Linked DNA regions of Homo sapiens: region 2 is linked to region 1. A link is an interaction called in ENCODE POLR2A ChIA-PET data of the cell type or tissue named here. Cell type or tissue: IMR-90. All regions are shown on one strand. Each heading gives the region's core, and the rest is flanking DNA. Links, peaks and the distances in the headings are about the cores only.

Region 1 (9,171 bases), core at 465-8,464:
AATCCATTTTATTTTTTGGATGCATTTCAGAGTAAGTTGCACACTTTTTACACTTTTATCACTAAACACTTCGGCATGTATATTGTAAACGAGTTAAAAAGTTTTACATTTTTTGAAGTAAAAGGTATAGAGTGAAATGCACAAATCTTAAGTGTATCATTCTGGGAGTTTTGATAAATGCATACACCCATATGGCCCATACTTCTATTAGGATGTGAAATGTTTCTCCCACTTCTGAAAGTTCTCTGATGTCCCTGCCCGGTCAACTTACTCTTTTTGTTTCCCACCTTTATCTGAGGCAACCTTTGTTCCTTTTTTTTTTAGGGCCATTGATAAGTTTTGCATGTTCTTGCATGTGATGTAAATGGAATCATGCAGTATGCACTCTTGTGTATAAAGCTGCTTTCAAAATTCAGCATAATTTATTTATTTTTACTTTGTTGTATACTTTATATGACCACACTGGGTTTTCTTTGCCTTCATCTTGATCACATGACCTTTTCAGAGGTCATATCCATTTGTCAGATGATTTTAGGAGCAATTTCTGTCAGATATTTATGTATTTATCTTCAGTCACATCTCAACTTCCCTTTTCCTTACAGGGGTGTGATTTTCCTATCTGATTTGGCAGTTTCCCCACTGGGTCTCATCTTACATCCCACCCATTCATTCTGGAGATGAGGTGCTTCTTTTGTTAGTTGGCTGACACTTGCTGCGGGCCTGGCTCAGGCCAGCTCACAGCATTGAGCTGAGCAACTTTGCTTCTGAAGAGATGGATCCTGACATATTACTGGTTTATTTGTATCTGATACTTAGAAAATTTTAGGTGAATGGAAATAAATCTGTTTATCTTTGCAAAACTGAGGAATTATTTCTAATTAATTCAAATTATTTCCAATTATTTCAAATGCAACAATTATTAAAACTAAAAAAATTTCCTGAGTTCAGTTTTATGATAATATGTGAAGGAGACTAATCAATTAGCCCTGAAAAAATACAGATTTTCAATCACTTATGCTGAAGAGAACTGGCTGGCAAAATGAAAACCTAGTTGACCTAAAAATAAAATTCTAGACTTAGTTAACCACCCGCTTTTCTATTTCTTCTACTACTGAAGTTCTGAGTTGCTAAACCTCTCCAAACATAAATGAAAGTACTAAAACGTTTTCATCAGCTGTACCGGGTTAATGGTGGTTTTGCATGTGGAATGTGCCATCAAGGTGGGAAGACTTTTCCTTAGGGCTGTATTGGTTAAGGTAGCTCTGCCTGCTCTAAGAGACACTACAAAATGCTCTGGCAGTGGAAAAGCTGATTTCTTTCTAGGGTGACAGCCCAAAGTCCGGACAGGTAGGCTGCTCTCCTCCACCTGACACGTGTGGATTCAGGTTCCTTCCATCTGTGTCTGCCACCATAGGGCCCAGCCTCACTGCATTGCCCTGAGTGGTCTGCGCTGAGGCTTGTTGAGGTGGAAGGGGCACCCAGGTGTGCATCACCTAAAGGGCTGGCCCAGAAGGGTCTCCTCCATCCCTTCCACTCTCATTCTTCTGGAGCTCTTACTATGACCTGACCTAATTTCAGGGGATGCTAGGGAATGTCGTGTAGCTGGTTATCCCTGGGCTTCTGTTCTAGTCTTGTGGAATTAGCATTGCCAATTGTTTGGTTCTGCTTTGCCCAGCGGGTTTTATGATGCTTTGTGTGATGCTGGATGTTAGAACTCTTGTGTTGGGGGCTTCCCTAGTTAGTATTCCTCTCTACTGTAGGATAAAAGTCCTTGTGATCTTGAGCTCTTTTTGCTATACTGTACTCCCAAGATGCAGAACACATTTTGGATAGATCAGACATGGGCTAAGACTGAGGGGCCATCTCCATGGCTATGGGGCCTGTATGTCAGTCAGCGGCTTCCTCTCTAAAAGTCCCCATTTCTGAACCTGTAAGTGCAAAAAATTCAGTCTGTGTCATAGTATTATGGAGAGGATTTATCGAGAAAAGCTGCCTATCGTATAGCTGGTGCTCAGATGTATTCATTCGTCAGCTATTTATTACATGTTCTTTTTTTACCAGACACAGTTCTAGGGACTCAGGTTATGGTGGTGAGTAAGGCAGACAGGGTGTTGCCCTTGTGGTGCTCTTATTCTGGAAATACAGTAGATTTTCTAATAATATTTCTCAAGATAGAGTCCTCCCTGCCCCCCCTCATTGGAAGTAGTTTAGTTCTGGGTGGAGGAAGGGAGGGTAAAGTCTAATAATTAGATTGTTGACAGATTCTATAACTTCGAAAGAAATGTTACTGGAGACATGGATCAGGGGATGTAATAAAAGACCTAGTCCCTGTTTAAAATTCAGACTCATAATAGAAGGCTTAAGAGACACTTGATGAATGGAATAATGGTAATCACTTATTCAGGAGCCAGAGGGTTTCTTGGGAGCAAAAACCTTTCGAATGACTGCAGGGCCCTCTGGCTTTCCTGTGATTCAGAGGAAGTTCCACTGGAGTCCAGGGGCCATCTCATACTCTGAGGAGCTGGGATGGGGTCGGGGCAAATAGTAAGGAAGCAGTTGTGTGTGTGATTTTCTCCTTCTCTAATGAGCTCACGTTGTGCTGCTTTAGCCTGAAAGGACCTTCAGCAGACTGCTGGCTAGCACCTTGAAAAACTCTTGAAGTGACGATTCTGATCGATTTTAGTGGCCACTTTGGAGACCGTGTGGAGTAGATTCCGAGCCTGTGTCCAAGCTCAAGGGCAGCAAGTGCTGTGGTCAGTGCACCATGGTGTCAGGGGCAGGAGATGGAGTGTGGCCACCATTCTTGGGCTCTTGAGTTTTGTGTCTCTAGAGTTATCTTGTGGTTTCCAAGGATGTGTAGCAGTAATTCTGATGATACCAGACATAAATATTCTTTCCAGAGGGTCACCTCATAACATCCACAGTGTACTATGAACATGAGCTTATTCCTCTCAGAATGTTTTGAGAGTAGAGGCTTACACTTGTTTGCTCTAAGTTAAGGGATTATATCCAGCTTTGGACTGGAATTTTCTCCTAGAGATTGGAGTGTTCATGTTCTTGAATGAAGACATGCAAAAGAATGAAAACTTAGTGATAAGGATGCATTTGTCACTTTCCACTATCAAATTAGAAAAAGAGGCAGAAAACTCTTGGTTAAAATAAATGACATTTCAAATTTTTGTAAGATGGAAAGGCTAAATGGTTTTTAACAGGAGCATCATGGCATTTTGATAATTCGAAAGTTGCATTCCTTTCCTTTTGAATGCTGCTGTCTGCTCGAGGTGTATTATAGATGGGCTATGCATATATTGCTAATTTTTGCCAATAACTTAATCATGGAAGGATTCCGGGAACCTCCCGAGCAATAAGAACACAGCTGAGCATTTCTTGAGCCTTTCATTTGATTTGGGGGCAGTAGCTGCGGCTAAGCAGCTGCAGATGGTATGTTTTCAATTCATGCTGTGGCAGTTTGGGAATTCTTTTTACATCTTTTTGTTTATAGTGAACAAAAGAGCAGTGTGGAACTTAATCAGTTAGATCAAATGTATATAAATTCTGAGGATGGTGTTTCTACTCTATCTGAACTGAAGTACGAAACTTGTGTGTGAGGAAAACTGGCCTGCTGATTTATGGTGCCTGATGAAATCCTACATTAACATGCCTCTAAGATGTGTGTGCTTTGACTTTCCATTAATGGGTAAACATTTACACAGGCCTTGGCTGATGGAATAATGAGTTATTCCATCAGCCAAAACCCTTTATCTTTCTCTTCTTACGCTGTTACACGAAGTATCTGGCAATCCCTGTGTGGAGTGTGAGCCTATGCTTTTCATGACAGTAAGTTAGTGTAGTCTGTTGGTTGGGGATTTTGGAGGAAAAAGGGAAGCCTTCTACAGGAGGGTGAAGGTTTCTCAGAGTTCATGTCTTTGTGGGAAGAGTGGGAGGAGATGCCAAAGAAATTGCAAATATACTAATAATCCTCAGATAAGTGGTTTCTGCACAATGCCCTCCTGCTAAGTGTTCTGTTATTGTTGGACTCGGAATAAAGACTTGCTGGACTCTGCTTCAAATCCTGTGGGCGATTCTTACATTTTTGTGTTCAAACCCATCCTAGCTTCCTGTTGCTCAGATACTGGGTGTGTTCTGTGGGTTAGAAAGCACATAGCACCTGAAAGGTCATATTCTGTGCTCCCTAAATTGAGATGAACTAATTTGACCTACATTACAACATTTTTGGCATTATACACACACACGCACACACATAAATTTTGTTCTTGAATTTTAACTTAATTGGAAGCTTCTAAAAACTGGATCCTTCTAATCTTGTCTTTATGGTGGTATCTGTATTTTGTTCACAGCTTTTAATCCTTGCTCTATTCTTCTAAGTGTTTAGATTCCTAGTAACTTCCAGAATTGCTGGAAGACAGTTCCGTGTTGGATACCTTCAGAGAATGTATAGAATGCTGTTAACACCTGGAGAAGGTTCCCTTGACTCCATAATAAAAGTGGGTGGTTTGCTAAAGACCACCTGTAACTTTGTGTTTTCCTTCTTGCCTGGGCCTTTGTACAGCTTTACCACCAGGATGCCTTCTAAAAAGTCAGTATAAAGGGTCTTGTGAAAACACTAATATTTTAAGTTACATCTTTCTGGGTAGAGACATTGTGAAGTCCATTGAAAAAGTACTGCTCACTTTTCCACCTACTCAAAATGAAGAGGTGACGAATAAGCTGAAGGTCAGTGTATTAGTCTGTTTTCGTGCTGCTGATAAAAGACATACCCGAGACTGGCAAGAAAAAGAGGTTTAATTGGACTTACAGTTTCACATGGCTGCGGAGGCCTCAGAATCATGGCAGGAGGTGAAAGGCATTTCTTACATGGCAGCAGCAAGGGAAAATGAGGAAGATGTAAAAGCGGAAACACTTGATGAAAACCATCAGATCTCGTGAGACTTATTCAGTACCACGAGAACAGTATGGGGGAAACTGCCCCCATGATTCAAACTATCTTCCACCAGGTCCCTCCCTCCCACAACGTGTAGGAATTATGGGAGTACAATTCAAGATAAGATTTGGGTGAGGACACAGAACTAAACCATATCATTGCACCTCTGGCCTCTCCAAATCTCATGTCCTGACGTTTCAAAACCAATCATGCCTTCCCAACAGTCCCCCAATGTCTACTCATTTCAGCAGTAACCCAAAAGTTAACAGTCCAAAGTCTCATCTGAGACAATACAAGTTCCTTCCACCTATGAGCCTGTGAAATCAAAAGCAAGCCAATTACTTCTTAGATACAATGGGGATATAGGTATGAGTAAATACAGCTCTTCCAAATGGGAGAAACTGACCAAAACAAAGGGGTTACAGGGCCCATGCAAGTCTGAAATTCAGCGGGGCAGTCAAATGTTAAAACTCCAAAATGATCTCCTTTGACTCCAGGTCTCACATCCAGGTCATGCTGATGCAAGAGGTGGGTTCCCATGGTCTTGGGCAGCTCCACCTCTGTGGCTTTGCAGGGTACAGCCTCCCTCCCAGCTGCTTTCATGGGCTGGCATTGAGTGTCTGCAGCTTTTCCAGGCGAACGGTGCAAGCTGTTGGTGGATCTACCATTCTGGGGTCTGGAGGACAGTGGCCCTCTTCTCACAGCTCCACTAGGCAGTGCCCCAGTAGGGACTCTGTGTGGGGACTCCACCACACATTTCCCTTTTACACTGCCCTAGCAGAGTTTCTCCATGAGTGCCTGCCCCTACAGCAAACTTCTGCCTGGTTATCCAGGTATTTGCATACATCCTGCGAAATCTAGGCTGAGGTTCCCAAACCTCAGTTCTTGACTTCTGTGCACTCGTGAGCTCGACACCATGTGGAAGCTGCCAAGGCTTGAGGCTTGTCCCCTCCGAAGCCAGGGCCCCAGCTCAACGCTGACCCCTTTCAGTCACGGCTGGAGTGACAGGGACACAGGGCACCAAGTCTGTAAGCTGCACACGGCACAGGAACCCTGGGCCTGGCCCATGAAACCATTTTCTCCTAGGTTTCTGGGCCTGTGATGGGAGGGGCTGCTGGGAAGGCCTCTGATATGCCCTGGAGACATTTTCCCCATTGTCTTGGGGATAACAGTTGGCTCCTCATTATTTATGCACATTTCTTCAGGTGGCTTGGATTTCTCCTCAGAAAATAGGATTTCTTTTCTGTCACATTGTCCGGCTGCAAATTTTTTGAACTTTTATGATCTGCTTTCCTTATAAAACTGAATGCCGTTAACAGCACCTAAGTCACCTCTTGAATGCTTTGCTGCTTAGAAATTTCTTCTGCCGGATACCCTAAATTCTCTGTCTGAAGTTCAAAGTTCCACAAATCTCTAGGGCAAGGGTAAAATGCCACTAGTCTCTTTGCTGAAACATAACAGGAGTCACCTTTGCTCCAGTTCCCAAGTTCCTCATCTTCCTTTGAGATCGCTTCAGCCTGGACCTTATTGTTCATATCACTATCAGGCTTTTGGTCAAAGCCATTCAACGAGTCTCAGGCAAGTTCCAAACTTTCCCACATTTTTCTCTCTTCTGAGCCCTCCAAACTGTTCCAACTTCTGCCTGTTACCTACTAAAGTAACAGTCAGCAAAGTCGCTCCCACATTTTCAGGTGTCTTTTCAGCAACGCCCCACTCTACTGGTACCAATTTACTGTATTAATCCATTTTCACGCTGCTGATAAAGATATATTTGAGACTGGGAAGAAAAAATGGTTTAACTGGAGTTCCACATGGCTGGGGAGGCCTCAGAATCATGGCGGGAGGCAAAAGGCAGTTCTTACATGGCAGAGGCAGGAGAAAATGAGGAAGATGCAAAAGCGGAACCCCTGATAAAACCATCAGATCTTGTGAGACTTACTCACTACCACAAGAACAGGATGGGGGAAGCCGCCCCATGATTCAAACTATCTCCCACTGGGTCCCTCCCACAACACCTGGGAATTATGGGAGTACAATTCAAGAGGAGATTTGGATGGAGACACAGAGCCAAACCATATCAGTCAGAGAGCGTTGGTAGCCCTCTGGGTTTCAGGCCTATTGTTAGTATAAATAGAGTTTTTATTTTACTTTTTTTAAGCTCATTTTAGAAATGTGAGTTAAAGCCCTACCTGAACTAAGGTGTTCCTCCCCATTTAATTACCCTTATTCTCCTTCACTTGCTGTCAGGCCTGTGCTGGCCTCTGATGAGTTCCAACTTGGGAACAGATGACACGGTGCCACTCCACACTGAGAAAGGCTGAACTCTGAGCTCTTCTGGCGGCCTAGTGTCAGGCCCAGGTGCCTGAGTTCGTCATTGCTGATGTGTGTATGTGGAGGGGGTTGCTTGTTTGCCTGATTACTAGTTTTTAAGACTTGGAGACAAACTGACGAACATACAAATATTTTGCTGTTTATCAAGATCTCTTAGAATTTTGTATGTATTTTATTTTTAGACACTACATAAATAAGTAAGGCACATTTCCCTCTTTACATCTTCCATAGCACCGAGTTTTTGTGTCTTGCTTTAGCCCTGGAAACCTGGCGTCCAGCCCAGTGCTGGTGGGGCCCTCACCATGGCCTTCCATCAGCAGAGGCAGTTTCTCCAAGTGAGTCCAGGTCTCAACCAGTGACTTGTTCCCATCCACATCACCTAGCACAGCCCTTCTCTGTGGCAGAGAACTGAAGGAACTCAAGTGTCCTTAATTTCCAATCCCTCACAGATTGGTACTTCTGAGAATATAAATAATATTCATTATTAAAAAAACATGAAGAGATATACAGTACAACATTTTAAAACCTCAATTTTTATTGTTAGATTTAACAGACGTAAACTTCCATTTCTTTAAATATAATCACAATAAACATAGGAAAAAAGAAAAACATTGTTAAAGAATTACATTTGTTCCATGAAAATGTGCATATCAGAGATGAATAAAGTGAGTCACAGTTACTCTCATAACTTTGTTCTGCAATTATAACTAAAGTTACAAGTGAGAGATCGGGTCTCCATTTTAAATGCTAATAACAGATTTTGAACAGACATCATGCATATCATTATTTTAAGATTTTAATTTGATAACTGAGTTTGCTTCCTTTTTTTTCTTTTTTCTTTTTCTTTTTTTTTTTTTTTTGAGATGGAGTCTCGCACTGTCGCCTGGGCTGGAGTGCAGTGGTGCGATCTTGGCTCACTGCAAGCTCCGCCTCCCAGGTACAAGTGATTCTCCTGCCTCAGCCTCCCAGGTAGCTGGGATTACAGGCACCCACCACCACACCCAGCTAATTTTTTGTATTTTTAGTAGAGACAGGGTTTCACTATGTTGGCCAGGCTGGTCTCAAACTCCTGACCCTGTGATCTGCCCAGCTCGGCCTCCCAAAATGCTGAGATTACAGGTGTGAGCCACTATGCCCAGCCGCTTGCTTCGTTCTTGCTTGATAATTTATCTACTCAGGTTTGGATTGATAACACTATTTTAGGGGATAATGTGTATCTCAATGGTTTCTCTGTTTTGTTTTAATAATATGCATAATAGAGACACCCTTTCACAGAGAAGTATGTTGATGGAAATGGAAGAAGAAATTGTGAAGCAATTTCAGCATATTCATTTTAAACTTTTACCCAGAAAGTAAGCAAATGATAAATTTCAAAATTTATCTTTGATCTGTCATTGGTGATTAGGTCCAACCGTTTATTTTATTAAGTAATAGTTAATTTGATGAACAAAACGGATTCTGGATTTTGTATACTTTTGTATTAAAGTTGACAACTAACTATAAAACATCACTGTTTTAACACCATCCTAATGATCTTAATTAGTCATGTGACTCACCATACAAGTTCAACAACATCCAAACTGGTTTATGGCTAGTTCGATGTGGGTGATTATCCCAAATTACCTTTTAGAGAGACAAAATTAAATTGTGGAAAACAAACTATTAGAAAAGAGGTTACTTTTTTTTTTTCTTTTTTCACAGCTAATTCTTTTCTAAAGGAGGGGATGTCGGTTAATATTAGATACGTGTTTGACTTTAAGAAGACCGGCCTATTGTGAGTAAGTAGCTAGATTGTGAACCCTTTGGAAGATTTATTTTGGGGCTGTGAGTTGAAGATGGAGTAATGGAATCTTACAGTCCCAGGTAGGTGAACCTGCCTGGCACTTGCTTGGCCACTG
Region 2 (9,171 bases), core at 582-8,581, 440 kb before region 1:
CACTGTTTGCCAGACTGGTACCAAGCTCCTGACTTCAAATGATCTGCCTGCCTCAGCCTCCCTAAGTGTTGGGATTACAGGCATGAGCCACCGTGCTCAGCCTAAATACTTGCTTTGATTTTGCAGATCTGGTGCTCCAAATTGATTAAGACACAAGACCGTTCTCTCCAAATCAGAGAGCTACTCATCTCTCCCTTCCATGTGTTTCTTGTACTGCTCCCTCTATCTCTTATCATGAGACTCCTCTCTTCCTGCAGTGTGGTAAAACTACAGCAATCGTCTTAACCTGTGAGATCTGTCACCTTTGCATTTTCCACTCATGCAGCTGGTTCTATAAACCAACTCTTCTGCTTGGGGGGATCTAATCATGACCTTTTACCCTTTTGTGGCCTCTTCTAGTACAAGGCGAGTGGATAATTCCAACACAAGACTGGCAGTCCAAATTGAAAGAGATCCAGGTAAGAAGATCTCTTCTCTCTTTTTCAACTATTTATTGTTGTATGGATGGATTCTCAAAAGGAAGAATTAAATACTCACTCTGTACTCATTGTGGAGACAATGCACATCTTAGTTAATCTGCTGAATGTGGAATAAAACTGTGCAGGTAGAGTGATCAAGCAACCTGATTTGGTTTGACAATGCATTGCTCCGCTATTTAGAATTGATTAGGACCTTGCTCAGTATTGCATACCCCTGTTAATCAAGACATTTTAGTTCGTGTGCAGTAAACCTCAAACACAGACTATAAACCTTGAGATTCGTCTTTTAGGAAAAAAAAATTCTTTGGAAAAACATCAGCATGATAATATCCTTAAAGGTAAAGCATTCCATGATCCAGGATCTAGAAGGTTTCAGAAACTTTGGTCAACATTAAGCTATGAAAGGATGTACCTGCTAGAAAATTATTTTACTTTTTTCTTTCCATAATCAATCTCCTTTTTTAACCATTCTATTTCTTCTTTCCTCATATTAGAATGCAAATTTTAACTGTTCTCTATTTTTGTCCTCCTCACTCCCTTCTTTGTGACCCAAAATCTGTCTAGGAACAATTGTATCGTGCTCATTATCTATATTTGAATTGCATCTACATGATTAATTCGAAATCAAAATTCGAAATTTGAGATACCTGGAGAGAGAAGCTTATTTTTTGTTGAACTTTATGTCAGTACAATGAGGGAGGAGAGGTACTGATATCTCTGAGGTGCAGCTGTGGGACTGTGATGTTACAAGGCTATTGATACAAGGCAGAGGGACAGTTTCCCAAGCACATTGTGCTGTTAGTTAATCATAGTTGCTGTCTCATTTTAATCTAATTATGCAAATGTGTGGTCAATGTGTTCTAAAAAGATGCCCTGAGTTGAATCTCTACTTTTAGTGATTTCAATTGTTTTGTTTTATTTAAATATTGAACAGTTTCAACAATTAAGCAAAGGCTAATTCTCTCATTCAGGCCTTTCCTTTCAAAGTGCCAGAGACTGAAAGGTGTCTTTAATTAGTGTCTCAGGATGCGTGCTGCTTCATTAGAGAAAATGAATACAGTGCAGGTCAAGGAGGCTTCATCTGCATAGAAGATTAAGCATACTGATACATTATTAGACTACATGGCATGAGTCAGCCCACAGAACAGTTTCTTTCCATTAATCATAATTAAGTTATAAATGCTCTAGTTTTGATTCAGCTTTCAACTGTCATGAGTGGCCAGCAAAGATACTCATAATTTGATAGTGTTATTCTGTAGATTTCTTAGAGGTGGATTGGTGATCTTCCTTATGTAAGCGCACTTGGGGCATCTTCACCTTCTTGTACCACTCCCTGCCTTCCGCACCCTGATTTTGCCCCAGTTCCCATGGATACAAAGCAGGGATGCTTCGGTCAGATCTGCAGTCTTCATCCCTGTCCTCCCCGAATGTCTGTCTCCACTCAAATAGACGATCCAGGAGGGAGCATTGAGTTTTGCTTTAGGCGTTTCCTGTTTAGGACAACTATGCCTATGGCTTTCCAGAGCCATAATTTCCTCTCCCAAAGAAAAGCTACTCCTAGAATAAAAGTCATGAACGTGAACATTTTGCCTAGGCTTCTCCCAATGCTTACTCCACCCACAGGACCACAGACCAGGAAGACTTCCCATGTTATCCAATCTTCTCTTTAAAAAATCTTATATCCCTCATCTTGAGAGATCCCATGAAAGGAGGGAAAAGAGTCAGGGCTCAGCAGGGAGGATATAGGAAATGCACTACGCACTCCTAATTTCACCCCCACTCAACACGCACCCCTGGCTGTCCACCGGGAAGCAAGGTATTCCATCATTCCATCTTCTTTGCTGCTTCCTCCTTCACCCTTCCTTGGATGTCATTATCCACCCAATTAAAATGGCCAAAGTTAAACAAACAAGCAACAGTGGACAATTCCAAGTCCTGGCAAGGATGCAGAATTAGAGCTCTCAATCACTGCTGGGGAAATGCAAATAGGGTACAGCCACTTTGGAGAACAGCAGTCCTGCTCCTAAGCATTTACTCAAGAGAAATGGGGAGAGTCATATTCACACAAACTCCTGTTCATGACTCTTGGTAGTGGTTTTACCCATAATCACCAAAACTGGAAACAACCCAAGTGTCCTTCAGCAGCTGAATGGATAAACAAACTGTAGCACATGCATACAGAGGGATACTACTCAAAGGTGAAACAGAACACACTCATATATACAACAGATGAATGCATTATTCTAAGCGCTGGTTATATGACTATGTGCATTTTTCAAGACTCATAGAATAGTACACTAAAATGGATGAATTTTACCCTACACAAATTATTCTTCAATAAACCTGAATTTTTAATTTATATATAGTTTAAGAACAAATGGTATCCATTTATATATAGTATAATAACTTATATGTTATATAATATGTCAAATATTTATTTGTATTTAACAAATAATACTAGCAATGATTGTTTGTATTATATATTATAGCACATATATATAAATCGATGCTGCTTATGGCCTATAAATTACACAGAGAGAATATTGAGGGAAAAAATTGGAGGGTCTCATATAATCCACTAAAATGTGGGAAGAACACATCTTTCCTCTTTTATGTATATAAAGAGTCTGATTTTACCCTTAATCAGATGACAACTCACTGTTTCCTAGGTCTGGATACACAGCAAGGAGTAGGCATTCACTGATCATATTTCTTGTCTGCCTTTAGGGAATGATGACAACAATCTCAATTCCATTTTTTATGAACACTTGACAAGGACCCTCCAGGAGTCCCTCTGTGGAGACTTAGTTCTTGGACGTTGGGGCAACTACAGCTCTGGCGATTGCTTTATTTTGGCTTCAGATGACCTCAATGCCTTTGTTCACCTGATTGAAATTGGAAATGGTCTTGTCACCTTTCAACTTCGAGGACTGGAATTCCGAGGTAAGAATTTCTTCATTGTAGAAACTGTTGAAAGTTGGTTGCTTGAGTTAATTATCAAGCAAAACTTTAGGAAGAAGTCACTGTTAAACAGGAAAAACTTAATGTCTTCCTACTGAAAGTGAGCTTGCCACCACTACCTTGATATAAATAAACTACAGTCATCTGAAGGAATAAAAACATAAAACATAGAATGGCATGTAAACTTGTGGATTAGCAAACCAGGACATTGGTTTTATTAGCAAATCAGGATATTGATTTTAATCCTTCTGGGAAAAACTCAGAAGCCACAGGAGGTTGTGGGGAACATCATTTGGGGTTCCAAATGGAGTCAGCCCGACCTTGTTCTGTGGGTCACAGGTGTTGGGATCTGTTGCGTGCAAATCATTTAAGGTCTTAGAGCTTTTCTTTCCTATCTGCAAAATAATAATAATGAGAATGGCTGCCTTATAATGTTGCTGTGTGGTTTAAATGAGATCATGTAGAAGGCACTTCATGAATCCTCATTGCTTTATGGTTATTGAGTCTGCCTGAATCTTGAAAGTATAACTCCAGTTTTCCCGCAAATGAGGAGCTGGAGTTATGCGGGATGCAGAAAGTGGCATAAGTGATGTACCTGTTGCCTTCTCCTATGTTGTTTATTCCTTTACTCATTGCATGTTTTCTGAACATCTCCTCTGTATCAGGCAGTGTTTCAATACTGGAGATGCAATGGACACGTGACATAAAAGAGTCTTATCACCATGAAGCTTACCCCCAGTGAGAGACACCTAAAGTAAACAAGTAAACAGACAAACTTATTATAGCTTGGAGCAGGTGCTATGAAAGAAGTAAATAGGGTTCTGGAACCCAAAGTCACTGCAGAGGATGAGGGTGAGGAGGTGCCACATTCAATGGGATGGTCGAGGAGGGCCTGGAGAGGAGAGCAGGAGGAAGAATGTCCCCAGTGCAGGGACTGATACCTGCTAAGTGCATGAGTCAGGCGGCATCTCAGAGCACTCCTGGCATCTGGGAGGACTCAAGTGACTAGGGCTGACCAGCGCTTGCGGCAACTTGACATGAGGCAGCTGGAAGCCCAGTAATGTGAGATCTCCCCGCCAGTGTCAGGGACTATATGTTATTCTCTATGTTATGGGGAACCATGTAGGGACTCTGGAGGAGGGAATGGTTGACCCTCTCTACACTTTAAGAGATTGGTCTGGTGGCTGTGTGGAGAATATACTGGGGGAAGACAAAAGTAGAAGCAGGGAAACCATTTAGGACTGCATTGTGGACACCCAAGCAGATGATGGCAGAGACAGGGAAGTGCCCAGAGACTGGGAGGTGGAATCAGAAGGGCTAGCTGTTAGGGGTGAGTAAGAGGGGAGGCTCTGTGTGCCCCCCAAGTTTCTAGATCGAGTGTCTGCATGGGCAGAGGTGTGTTTACTAAAACAGGGAAGCCTGGAAGGACTTTTTGGTCTGGTGGTGGAGGCATTCAGGTGAATATGCAAGTAGCTAGTACATACAGTCTCTTAGTTATTCAGGAGACATTTATTTAGCACTGATTACATGTCATGCACTAGTGTAGGTACCAAGAATACAGAAATGAAGCCCCCACCTTAAGATGCTGGGAGCCTCACAGAGAAGACAGGTATGGAAGGAGCTCATGTGAAATGAGTATCGCATGAAATGAATGTTATGACAGTGTCCTGCAAGGGCCAGGTTAAGGACCAGAGGAGAGGCACTGGTGTCAGGTTGGAGTCTGGGTCAGCTCAATGGAGGAGAAAGAGGAAGGGCCTTACCTGCTAAGGAGCAGCAGATGTGATGACAAAGAAGCACCAAGTCATCCGATGTAGTTCTCAGCAGGTAGTTTGGAAGTGGTTATAGGTAATGCTAGAAAGGTGAGCAGGAGCCAATTCATACCTGTTCAAACCCTCACTGTGACAAAAGGACATCTTTTAGCCAAAAACAAGTTGTCATGTTTTCCCAGATTGAACACCATTATCTAAAGATGATCAGTTATCTCGGTTCTTTGGATGAGAATCTCTAGCATTAGTTTTGTGAATATCCATGCCTTTTCACATTCCTAAATAAATGTTTACGAAATATTTTTTTTCTAGAGTGGTAGGTTCTGTGTTTTAGGTGTGCATTCCGTGCACTTTTCTGAATTTTAAGAATCTAATTTAGGGGGCTTAGTTTGGAGAAGGTTATTGAACAGGGAACTAGTGATAAAACTCTATAGAGTAATCACAGAAGGGATAATTCCCCTACATTTAGCACAGATGCCAGAAAATGTCACGAGAGATGGTGGAAATAAGTGTCTTCAGTGCAATAATACAATAGAACTGTCCTGCTCTCTGAATTTCTGAATCTCAGCTCTTTTGAGAGCTTTTCTTAAAAGTTCTTTTATTTTAGTATATTCCTTTTTAAATATAATTTCAATTTTCATTTTAGATTTGGGGGTACATATGCAGGTTTGTTACATGGATATATTGTGTGATGCTGAGATATGAGGTATGATTGGTCCCATCACTGAGGTACTGCTCATAGGACTCAACAGTTTTTCAACCTTTGTCCCCTTTTCTACCTGCAATGTCTACCAGTCCCCAGTGTCTATTGTTGCCTTCTGTATGTCCATTAGTACCAAACGTTTAGCTCCCTTTTATAAGTGAGAACATCTGGTATTTGGTTTTCTATTCCTGCATTAATTTGCTTAGGATAATGGCATCCAACTGCATCTACGTTGCTGCAAAGGACATGATTTTATTTTTCTTTATGGCTGCATAGTATTCCATGGTGTATATGTACCCCCATTTTCTTTATCCAGTCTACTGTTGATGGGCACCTAGGTTGATTCCATGTCATTGCTATTGTGAATAGTGCTGCAGTGAACATATGAGTGCATGTGTCTGTTTGGTATAACGATTTATTTTATTTGAGTATATATACCCGGTAATGGGATTGCTGAGTTGAAAGGTAGTTCTGATTTAAAGTGCTTTGAGAAATCTCCAAACTGCTTTCCACAGTGGCTAGACTAATTTACATTCCCATCAACAGTGTATAAATGTTCCCTTTTCTCTGCAGCCTCACCAGCATCTATTGTTTTGTGTTTTGTGTTTTTTGTTTACTTTTTAATAATAGCTATTCTGATTCATGTGAGGTGGTATCTCATTGTGGTTTTGATTTTCATTTCTCTGATGATTAGTGATGTTGAGCATTTTTTTCATGTGTTAGTTGGCCACTTGTATGTCTTCTTTTGAGAAGTATCTCTTCATATCTTTTACCCATTTTTTAATGGGGTTATTTATTTTTTGCTTGTTTGATTGTTTAATTCCCTTATACATTCTGGATATTAGACCTTTGTCAGTTACATAGTTTGGGAATATTATCTCCCATTCTGTAGGTTGTCTTTTATTCTATTGATAGTTTCTTTTGCTGTGCAGAAGCTCTTTAGTTTAATTAGGTCTCATTTGCCCATTTTTGTTTTTTTGCAATTGCTTTTGAAGACTTAGTCATAAATTCTTTCCTAAGGCCCATGTCCAGAATAATGTTTTCTAGGTTTTCCTCCTATAGTTTGAGGTCTTACATTTAAATCTTTAATCAATCTTGGGTTAATTTTTGTATATGGTGAAAGGTAGGGGTCCTGTTTCATTCTTCTGCACATGGCTAGCCAGCTATCCCAGCACCATTTATTGAATAGGGAGCCCTTTCCCCATTGCTTATTTTTGTTGACTTTGTCAAAGATCAGATGGCTATAGGTGTGTGACTTTTTATTTCCGGGTTTGCTATTCTGTTCCATTGGTCTATGTGTCTGTTTTTGTACCACTACCATGCTGTTTTGGTTACTATAGGCTTAGAGTATAGTTTGAAGTTGGGTAATTGATGCCTCTGGATTTGTTCCTTTTGTTTAGGATTGCTTTTGCTACTTGGGCTTTTTTTTTTTATTCAGTATGGATTTTAGAATAGTTTTTTTCTAGCTCTGTGAAAAATGACATTGGTAGTTTGATGGGAATAGAGTCTATAGACTGCTTTGGGCAGTATGGTCATTTTTTTTATTATACTTTAATTTCTGGGATACATGTGCAGAACATGCAGGTTTGTTACATAGATATACACGTGCCATGATGGTTTGCTGCACCCATCAACCCATCATCTACATTAGGTATTTCTCCTAATGCTATCCCTCCCCTAGACCCCCACCCCATGACAGGCCCCAGTGTGTGATGTTCCCCTCCCTGTGTCCATGTGTTCCCATTGTTCAACTCCTATGTTGATTCTTCCAATCCATGAGCAAGGAATGTTTTCCCATTTGTTTGTGTCATCCATAATATTTTTCAACAGTGTTTTTGTAGTTCTCTTTGTAGAGATCTTTTACCTTTTTGGTTAGATGTATTCTTAGGTATTTGTGTGTGTGTGTGTGTGTGTGTGTCTATTGTAAATGAGATTGTGTTTTTTATTTGGCTCTCAGCTTGAATGTTACTAGTGTGTAGGAATGCTACTAAGTTTTGTACATTGATTTTGTATCCTGAAACTTTCCTGAAGTTATTTTATCAATTCCGGAAGGCTTTTGGCAGAGTCTTTAAGGGTTCTCTGACTATACAATCATATGATCAGTGAAGAGAGATATTTTGACTTCTTTTTCTATTTGGATGTCTTTTATTTATTTCTCTGGATTGGCTGCTCTGGCTAGGACTTCCAGTACTATGTTGAATAGGAGTGATAAGAGTGGGCATCCTTGTCTTGTTCTGGTTTCAAGGGGAATTCTTCCAGCCATTTGTTTGTCATAGATGAGTCTTATTATTTTGAGGTGTATTCTTTCTATCCTTCATTTCTTGAGGGTCTTTACCATGAAAGGATGTTGAATTTTATTGAAAGGTTTTTTTCATGTCTAGTGATATGATCATGTGGTTTTTGTTTTTAATTCTGTTTATGTGATGAATCACATATATTGACTTGTATATGTTGACCCAACCTTGCATCCTAGGAATGAAGCTGACTTGATCATAGTGAATTAACTCTGATGTGCTGCCTAATTTGGTTTACTAGTAGTTTGCTGAAGATTTTTGTATCTATATTCATCAGGGATATTGGCCTGTCATTTTCTTTTTTTGTTGTGTTTCTGCCAGATTTTGGTATCAGGGTGATGCTAGCTTCATAGAATGCATTAGGGAGGAGTCCCTCCTCCTCAGTTTTTTGGTATAGTTTCAGTAGAATTGGTACTAGCTCTTCTTCTTATGTCTGATAGAATTCAGTTGTGAATCCCTCTGGTAAGTTTTTTATTACATATTCAATTTCAGAACTCAATATTGGTCTGTTTAGGGTTTTAATTTCTTCCTGATTCAATCTTGGAAGAGTGTGTGTTTCCAGGAGTTTAGCCATTTCATCTAGATATTCTAGTTTGTATGCATAGAGATATTCATAATAGTCTCTGAAGATCTTTTGTATTCTTTTAGGATCAATTGTAATGTCATCTTTGTCATTTTTGATTGATTGTGCTTATTTGGATCATCTCTCTTTTTCTTTGTTATTCTAGTTAGTGGTCTATCAATCTTCTTTATCCTTTCAAATCAACTTTTGGTTTTGTTGACTCTTTGTATGGATTTTGGGGTCTCAATTTTGTTCAGTTCTGCTCTGATTTCAGTTCTTTCTTCTGCTAGCTTTGGGGTTAGATTGTTATTGTTTTTCTAGTTCCTTTAGGTGTGATGTTACATCATTAAATTGAGATATTTCTAACTTTTAGAGGTAGGCATTTAGCACTATGAACTTTTCTGTT

Evidence for each region. Peaks named below come from ENCODE experiments on the same cell type or tissue, not always from the same donor. Only the 100,000 strongest peaks of a DNase experiment are listed, where the experiment ranks them.
Region 2: POLR2A ChIA-PET joins it to region 1 with 5 read pairs; 3 of 35 experiments call an interaction of 5 or more read pairs at or near these places.

The regions. Positions count from the first base shown.
Region 1 is chr1:232,608,792-232,617,962 of GRCh38, reverse strand. All of the region lies in intron 1 of SIPA1L2 (signal induced proliferation associated 1 like 2), which reads left to right. Among named protein-coding and RNA genes, the nearest start is that of SIPA1L2, 17 kb to the left of the region's middle. In IMR-90, for the core only: no CTCF peak of the experiment used is centred there; a DNase peak (open chromatin) is centred at 3,862; H3K27ac peaks cover 1,134 bases.
Region 2 is chr1:233,048,519-233,057,689 of GRCh38, reverse strand. It overlaps PCNX2 (pecanex 2), which reads left to right. Exons shown (of 34, transcript NM_014801.4): 24 at 400-458; 25 at 3,207-3,422. Among named protein-coding and RNA genes, the nearest start is that of NTPCR, 100 kb to the right of the region's middle. In IMR-90, for the core only: no CTCF peak of the experiment used is centred there; no DNase peak of the experiment used is centred there.